3 separate regions of the Homo sapiens genome follow, and regions 1 and 2 are each linked to region 3. A link is a contact called in ENCODE Hi-C data. All regions are on one chromosome and are shown on one strand. Each heading gives the region's core, a stretch centred on a gene start or an enhancer-like site at or near the end of the contact. The rest is flanking DNA. Distances are from core to core; before and after follow the strand shown. Region 1 has its middle 18 kb from the start of P2RY8. Region 2 holds the start of P2RY8 (P2Y receptor family member 8). Region 3 holds the start of ASMTL (acetylserotonin O-methyltransferase like).

Region 1 (2,700 bases), core at 44-2,543, 100 kb before region 3:
GGCTATATTGTGCAGGGTGGTCTCAAACTCCTGGGCTCAAACAGTTTTCCTACCTAAACCTTCTAAACTTCTGAGATTACAGATGTGAGCCACCATGCCCGACCATTTTTTTTTCTTTTGGTAAAATTCACAGAACATAAAATTAACCATTTTATTTTATTTATTTTATTTTATTTGAGACGGAGTCTCGCACTGTTGCCCAGGCGGGAGTGCAGTGGTGCGATCTCGGCTCTCTGCAACCTCCGCTTCCTAGGTTCACGCCATTCTCCTGCCTCAGCCTCCCGAGTAGCTGGGACTACAGGTGTGCCCCACCACGCATGGCTAATTTTTTGTATTTTTAGTAGAGACGGGGTTTCACCATGTTAGTCAGGGTGGTCTTGATCTCCTGACCTCGTGATCTGCCCGCCTCGGCCTCCCAAAGTGCTGGGATTACAGGCGTGAGCCACCGCGCCCGGCCAAAATTAACCATTTTGAAGAGTGTGATTCAGTGGCATTTACCACATTCAGAAGATTGCACAACGATCACTGCCAACATTCTCATCACCTAAAAGGACACTCTGTACCCATTAAGCATGAATTCCCAATCCTCACTCCCCAGCCCCTCACAACCACAAATCCACTTTCTATTTGTATGGATCTGCCTGTTCTGGACATTTCATAGAAATGGAATCCTACAAAGTGTGTCCTTCTGTGTCTGGCTTCTCTCACTGAGCATGATGTCCTAAGGTTCATCCATGCGGCAGCCTGCGTCAGAACCTCATTCCTTTTTCAAGGGTGCATAGTATCCCATTTTCATGGCTGCGTAGTGTTCCATTGCATGGCTGTGTAGTACTCCATTGCATGGATTTATCCTGCATATCCACTCCCGTGTGTGCATGGATATTTGAGTTGTTTCCACCTTTCGGCTATTGTGTGCTGCTATGCATATTCCTCAGTGGTTCTGCCTCTCGATAGATTTAATTTAAAAAGAAGAAACAACCATAAAGTGTTTTCCTCCTGAGTTGAAGGTCACAGACATGCTTCCCTTTTTTGACCCCTTCCTGACACTGGAGCATCATGTTCAAATCAAGACCCCAGAACTGAGATTATAAGGAAATGAAATTGGTAGCCTGGGCTTCCTGTAGCCAGTACTTTGGTGTTTTGTTTTGTTTTGTTTTCTTCAAGACTGTAGTGCCAACTTCTGCAGAAAAACAGCACCCCTAGATGAGGAGGGTCAGATAGGGTTCGCGATGCAGAAAGTTGGAGGGTGTGGTACTTCCTCTTCCCGTACCACCTTTGCAGTCAACAACAGACCTCCCCAGGGCTGCCAACAGCCAGAGAGACAACTGGGTTACTCAGGAAAGCCTCATGAGAAGTGAAAGGCGGTGGCTACACAGCCCCGGCAGAGTTTCACAGGGTTCCCGTGAAAGCCATCCTGAAGTATGTTTGCCAGGCACTGGGTCCCAGGACGGCCCGAGTGCCTGGGACTTTACGGCACAGATGAGAAACGGTGGCCGTCTCCATTCCCCCGTACACATTCTCTACGCACGGCATCTGGCCCTAAACGCCAACTCAAGAGGGCCCTGGTAGCATCAGCTTCAACCCTGACCCTCCCTGGACGTGGATGACTCTTTCCTTTCCCTCATTTGCTGGGGCTGGAACCTTCATATTTCAGGAGAGTGTCTTAGTTCGTATGTGTTGCTATCGTGAAATACCATAGGCTGGGGGCCTTCTCAACAGCAGGCATCTATGTCTCATGGTTCTGGAGGCTGGAAGTCCAAGGTTAAGGTGTGGCAGATTCAGTGTCTGGTGGTCTATGAACCAGTGGCTTCCTGATCTATAGACAGCGCCTTCTTGCTGTGTCTCACATGGTGTTGGAAGGGGTGAGGGAGCTCTCTGGGGTCCATTTTATTTTATTTTATTTTGTTGTTGTTTTTGTTTTTTGAGATGGAGTCTCGCTCTGTCACTGAGGCTGGAGTGCAGTGGCGCGATCTCAGCTCACTGCAACCTCCGCCTCCCGGGTTCAAGCGATTCTCCTGCCTCAGCCTCCCGAGGAGCTGGGATTACAGGTGCCCGCCACCATGCCCCGCTAATGTTTTTTGTATTTTTAGTAGAGATGGGGTTTCGCCATGTTGGCCAGGCTGCTCTCAAACTCCCGACCTTGTGATCCACCCACCTCAGCCTCCCAAAGTGCTGGGATGACAGGCGTGAGCGTCAGCCTCCCGAGGAGCTGGGATTGCAGGCACCCACCACCACTCCTGGCCCTGGCTAATTGTTGTATTTTTTTGTAGAGATGGGGTTTCACCATGTTGGCCAGGCTGCTGTGGAACTCCTGACCTCGTGATCCGCCCGCCTCGGCCTCCCAAAGTGCTGGGATGACAGGCGTGAGCCACCGCACCCGGCCTGGGGTCCCTTTTATAAGGGCACAAATCCTACTCATAACACTCCACCTGCATGACCTCATCACCTCCCAAAGTCCTCACCTCCAAATACCATTGCCTTGGGGACTGAGGATTTCATCATGGGAGTTGTGGCGGGTTACAAACCTTGAGTAAGTAAACATCTTTCACCCATTCCCTGGGGCTGGAAGTTTCATGTTTCAGGATGATGTCTTAGTCCGTTTGCGTTGCTATAGCAGAATACCATAGCCTCGGTGGCTTAGAAACAACAGACATTTGCCAGGCGCAGTGGCTCACGCCTGTCATCCCAGCACTTTGGGAG
Region 2 (2,700 bases), core at 4-2,503, 84 kb before region 3:
ACCCAGGCTGGAGTGCAATGGCCTGATCTTGGCTCACTGCAACCTCCAGCTCCCGGGTTCAAGTGATTCTCCTGCCTCAGCCTCCCCAGTAGCTAGGATTACAGGCATCCACCACCATGCCCAGCTAATTTTTGTATTTTTAGTAGGGACGGGATTTCGCTATGTTGGCCAGGCTGGTCTCGAACTCCTGACCTCAAGTGATCCACCCGCCTTGGCCTCCCAAAGTGCTGGGATTATAGGCGTGAGCCAGCAGGCCTGGTCTTTTTGTTTGTTTGTTTGTTTTTTGGGACAGTCTCACTGTCACCCAGACTGGAGTGCAATGGCCTGATCTTGGCTCACTGCAACCTCCACCTCCCAGGTTCAAGTGATTCTCCTGCCTCAGCCTCCCCAGTAGCTGGGACTACAGGTGTCCACCACCACACCCAGCTAATTTTTGTGTTTTTAGTAGGGACGGGATTTCGCCATGTTGGCCAGGCTGGTCTCAAACTCCTGACCTGAAGTGATCCACCCGCCTTGGCCTCCCAAAGTGCTGGGACTACAGGCGTGAGCCACCACACCCAGCCTGGCTTGAGGGATTGATTCTACCATGTCTTTTCCCTGAGCAGTGGTTCAATATTCATTCATTCTTTCTCAGTGACAGATCCTTCCCTCTCAACCTCCTCCCACGAGTGACAAGAACCAACCGTTGCTCCTCACAAGCAAGGATACCAGAGCTCGGAAACCTGGTTCTCATTCCTGAAACTGGCCGATCCCCCATGGGATGTTGAGGATATGAGCCTGCAGCGCCCGTGACCAACTGTGAGAGCCGGAATGATCAGTGCCCAAGGTCTGTTCGCTTGTCACAGTCTGGCTGTGTACCAAGAGATGTCGCAATGAGCACAGCTTTAGAGTCTAAAAGGAAACGTGTTCTGTTCTTTCTTTGTTTTGTTTTGTTATTTCAGAAGAAACAGGAATCGGTTCTGGAGCATGCCACGGCTCTTCACTGCTGGTTACAAAATTTAGAAAAATCATTCTCCCTCTTTTCCTCACTCTCAGGGTTCTCTTAAGAGTAGGGCCCCCTGCGAGCCAGTGATAGGGAGGTGGGCGGTTAACGGTGCTGCCCAGAGACACAGCGACGTTACTCCAGTGGGCTCAGCCCTGCACATGAGTGTTCAGACAGTTACAGAGGAAATGTCACAACACACTTCCTTTCCACCTAAGCCTGAGTCGCAACCGTGGTGGTGCGCTGGGAGGTGGAGTTTGCAGAATTTGCATTCGGAGACAGTCGTGCCAGCCGGTGGGCCACCCAGCGAAGCGGCCGCCTTTGCAAGGTTGCTGGACAGATGGAACTGGAAGGGCAGCCGTCTGCCGCCCACGAACACCTTCTCAAGCACTTTGAGTGACCACGGCTTGCAAGCTGGTGGCTGGCCCCCCGAGTCCCGGGCTCTGAGGCACGGCCGTCGACTTAAGCGTTGCATCCTGTTACCTGGAGACCCTCTGAGCTCTCACCTGCTACTTCTGCCGCTGCTTCTGCACAGGTGAGCCGCCGAGCTGGACTTTTATGCTTGTCCTGCACTGTCAAGGGAGAAGACAGGGTCGCTGGGAGGGTCCGTGTACGGTGAGAACATGGGGGAAGACGGTGCAAACTCCATGAGGCGTGTTCTCCTCACGCTAGAGCAGACCAGGAGTGCAAATTTCCTGGGAGGAAGACTTTGCACAGCCGCTTCGTCACTTAGGGGAGAAATGCTCAAATTTTCCAGGGCTGCAAGCCACCCTTCCTTTAATAACTCATTCCATGAACTTTCAGAGGCCGAGGTGGGCGGATCACGAGGTCAGGAGTTCGAGACCATCCTGGCTAACACGGTGAAACCCCGTCTCTACTAAAAATACAAAAATTAGCCAGGCGTGGTGGCAGGTGCCTGTAATCCCAGCACTTTGGGGGACCGAGGTGGGTGGATCATCTGAGGTCAGGAGTTCGAGACCATCCTGGCTAACACGGTGAAACCCCGTCTCTACTAAAAATACAAAAATTAGCTGGGCTTGGTGGTGGGCGCCTGCGGTCCCAGCTACTCGGGAGGCTGAGGCAGGAGAATGGCATGATCCCTGGAGGTGGAGCTTGCAGTGAGCAGAGATCACGCCACTGCACTCCAGCCTGGGCGACAGAGCGAGACTCTGTTTAGAAAAAAAAAAACAAAAAAAAACTCATTCCATGAAATGCGCCTCTCTTGAGGTTAACCTTAGAGAGGGTAAGCAGCTGCGGCTGCTGCACGTAACCCATTTACGCCTGAGATTGCAGTTTTTTCAATGTTTGCAATGAGACCTTGGCGATGACCTTGAGCCGTGGGATATAAATAACTCCCAAATGCTTAGCGTTCCAATAATGGAAGAGTAAGCATAAATTAAACGGGTTTTAAAGCCCTATGGGTGCCTGGATGAGCACGGTGGCCCCTCGTCACCCCCTCGGTGCCAGGGAGACCCCAGACCCGGGTCTCACGGCCACCTCAGACCTCATTTGTACAGGTCCGCTTAGAAACCCCAATTCCTTGGGTCTTGTCAGATCTGTCCCCTAAAAAGCTGAGAAAAGGCAGAGGGAGCTGCTCTGGGAATTTCAGGCCACACACAACAAGGCCTGCTGTGGCGCTTTAGGTCCCATTTCTATAAAGGGGAACCATGGTCACGTGGCTCTGTTCCCAAAAAGAAAAGGGTTTGTGTGTGTGTGTG
Region 3 (2,700 bases), core at 38-2,537:
CGCGGATCCCCAGTGTCCACGCCCCTCCCACAAGGACCCCCACCTTCTCCACGCCCCTCCCACCAGGCACGCGGGGACCCCCCCCCCACCCATCTCCCCGCCCTTCCCACCCGGCCCGCGGGGACCCCCATATCCATACCCCTCCGAGCATTCTCGCGGGGACCCTCATCTCCAAACCCCTCCCACCATCCCCGCGGGGATCCCCATCTCCACGCCCCTCCCACCAGGCCCGTGGACACCCCCATCTCCACGCCCCTCCCACCAGGCCCGTGGACACCCCCATCTCCACGCCCCTCCCACCAGGCCCGTGGACACCCCCATCTCCACGCCCCTCCCACCAGGCCCGTGGACACCCCCATCTCCACGCCCCTCCCACCAGGCCCGTGGACACCCCCATCTCCACGCCCCTCCCACCAGGCCCGTGGACACCCCCATCTCCACTCCCCTCCCACCAGGCACGAGGACATCCCCATCCCCACGCCACTCGCACCGGGTCCGCGGGGAACCCCCTATCTCTACCTTCCCCGACGCGGCTCCCACAAGACCCCCATCTCTGCGCCGGGCCCCTCCACGTGCGGGTAAGAACCCCCCACCCCCACAACTGCCCACAACCGCAGCTGCGGAAACCCAGCATTTCCACTCCCCACGCCGCGCCTGCAAGGAACCCCAAGTATCCACGCCAGCCTTTCCTCCCCGGGACCCCGCAGCTGCCTGCGCCATTGCAGGTCTTGGCGCCGCAGGCGGGGTGGGGAGGGGCGGGGCGAGCGCCGGGGGCGGGGACGGGGCCCGGGAGGCGGAGCTGGGGGCGGTGCTTCACCAAGCGGCCGGGGCGGTGCCCGGGGGGGAGGCGGGCGGGGGTGTGGCCTGGGCGTGGCCTCACGGGGAGCTCAATGGCGGCGTGGCATGGGCGTGGCCTGGCGGAGAGGGCAAGGAGGTGTGGCCTGGGCGTGGCCTGGCGGAGCGGTCAATGGCGGCGTGACATGGGCGTGGCCTGGCGGAGAGGGCAATGGAGGTGTGGCCTGGGCGTGGCCTGACGGAGAGGGCAATGGAGGCGTGGTCTGGGCGTGGTCTCAGGGGAGATCAATGGGGCGTGACATGGGCGTGGCCTGGTGGAGAGGGCAATGGAGGTGTGGCCTGGGCGAGGCCTGACGGAGTGTTCAATGGAGGCGTGGCCTGGGCGCGGTCTCGCGGGGAGGCCACTGAAGGCGCGGACTGGGCGTGGCCTCGCGGAGGCGGGCGGGGGCGTGGCCTCGCGGAGGCGGGACTCTGGCCGCCTGTTTTTTTTGCAGCCGCGCTGCGCGCACCGCGGGCTCCGGGCTCAGAAGTGCGGACGCCCGGCTCCCGGCGTGGACGCCATGGTGCTGTGCCCGGTGATTGGGAAGCTGCTGCACAAGCGCGTGGTGCTGGCCAGCGCCTCCCCACGCCGTCAGGAGATCCTCAGCAACGCGGTACGGCCTGGGCCTGGGCGGGGCAGGGGACCGGGGACGGAGGGGCTGAACCCCGGAGGGCCCAGCGACTCAGGAACTCTAGGGATAGGGATGGGAGAGTGACCCGAGACCCTTAGGGATGGGGGAGGGGAGAGTGTCCCGGGACCTCCAGGGATAGGGTTGGGGAGAGTGACCCGGAACCTCTAGGGATGGGGGAGGGGAGAGTAACCCGGAACCCCCTAGGCATGGGGGTGGGGAGTGACCTGGGTCCCCATAGGGATGGGGGAGGGGATCGTAACCCGGGACCCCTAGGAATGGGGAGGGTAGAGTGACCCAGGACCGCTAGGGATGGGGACAGCAGAGTGACCCCGGAGCCCCATGGATGGGGATGAGGAGAGTAACCCGGGACCCCCAGGCATGGGGATGGGGAGAGTAACCCGGGACCTCCAGGGTTGGGGATGGGGAGAGTAAGCCGAGACCCCCCCTAGGGATGGGGGTGGGGGAGTAACCCGGGACCCCTAGGGATGGGGGAGAGGAGAGTAACCCGGGACCCCCAGGCATGGGGATGGGGAGAGTAAGCCGAGACCCCCAGGAATGGGGTTGGGGAGAATAACCCGGGACCCCTAGGGATGGGGTTGGGGAGAGTGACCCAGGACCCCCTAGGGATGGGGGAGGGGAGAGTAACCCGGGACCCCCCTAGGGGTGGGGGAGGGGAGAGAAACCCGGGACACCTTAGGGATGGGGTTGGAGAGAGTAACCTGTAACCTGGGACCCCCTAGCGATGGGGGTGGGGAGAGTAACCCAGGACGCCCTAGGCATGTGGTTGGGGAGAGTGACCCGGGACCCCCTAGGGATGGGGAGGGAGGAGTGACCCAGGACCGCTAGGGATGGGGACAGCAGAGTGACCCCGGAGCCCCATGGATGGGGATGGGGAGAGTAACCCGGGACCCCCAGGCATGGGGATGGGGAGAGTAACCCGGGACCTCCAGGGTTGGGGATAGGGAGAGTAAGCCGAGACCCCCCTAGGGATGGGGGTGGGGAGAGTAACCCGGGACCCCTAGGGATGGGGGAGAGGAGAGTAACCCGGGACCCCTAGGAATGGGGAGGTCAAGTGACCCGGGACCCCCCTAGGGATGGGGGTGGGGAGAGTGACCCGAAACCCCTAGGCATGGGGTTGCAGGGAGTGACCCAGAACCCCCTAGGAATGGGGATGGGAGAGTAACCTGGGACCCCCTAGGGATGGGGGAGGGGAGAGTAAGCCGGGATCCCCCTA

What was found. A loop is a pair of places that touch in the nucleus more often than their neighbours do. Pooled maps may share reads with other maps.
Region 1: a map of naive thymus-derived CD4-positive, alpha-beta T cell shows a loop between it and region 3 (5-fold over the local background). The contact joins the enhancer-like site here to the promoter of ASMTL in region 3. A Hi-C loop is called at or near these places in 1 of 168 maps with a recorded cell type or tissue (naive thymus-derived CD4-positive, alpha-beta T cell) and 9 of 50 pooled maps.
Region 2: a loop to region 3 is called in a map of B cell, with 11 times the contacts of the local background. The contact joins the promoter of P2RY8 here to the promoter of ASMTL in region 3. A Hi-C loop is called at or near these places in 18 of 168 maps with a recorded cell type or tissue (B cell, CD14-positive monocyte, CD4-positive, alpha-beta T cell and 11 more), 37 of 37 single-sample maps with no recorded cell type and 22 of 50 pooled maps.

What each region holds. Positions count from the first base shown.
Region 1 is chrX:1,553,649-1,556,348 of GRCh38, reverse strand. No RefSeq gene overlaps it. Among named protein-coding and RNA genes, the nearest start is that of P2RY8, 18 kb to the right of the region's middle. Within about 2 kb of position 1,293, at least 7 of the 41 ENCODE cell types and tissues checked have a DNase peak (open chromatin) inside an H3K27ac peak, as active enhancers do.
Region 2 is chrX:1,535,738-1,538,437 of GRCh38, reverse strand. P2RY8 (P2Y receptor family member 8) reads left to right here and starts at 1,253. Exons shown (of 2, transcript NM_178129.5): 1 at 1,253-1,517.
Region 3 is chrX:1,451,496-1,454,195 of GRCh38, reverse strand. ASMTL (acetylserotonin O-methyltransferase like) reads left to right here and starts at 1,287. Exons shown (of 13, transcript NM_004192.4): 1 at 1,287-1,448. The coding sequence starts at 1,356.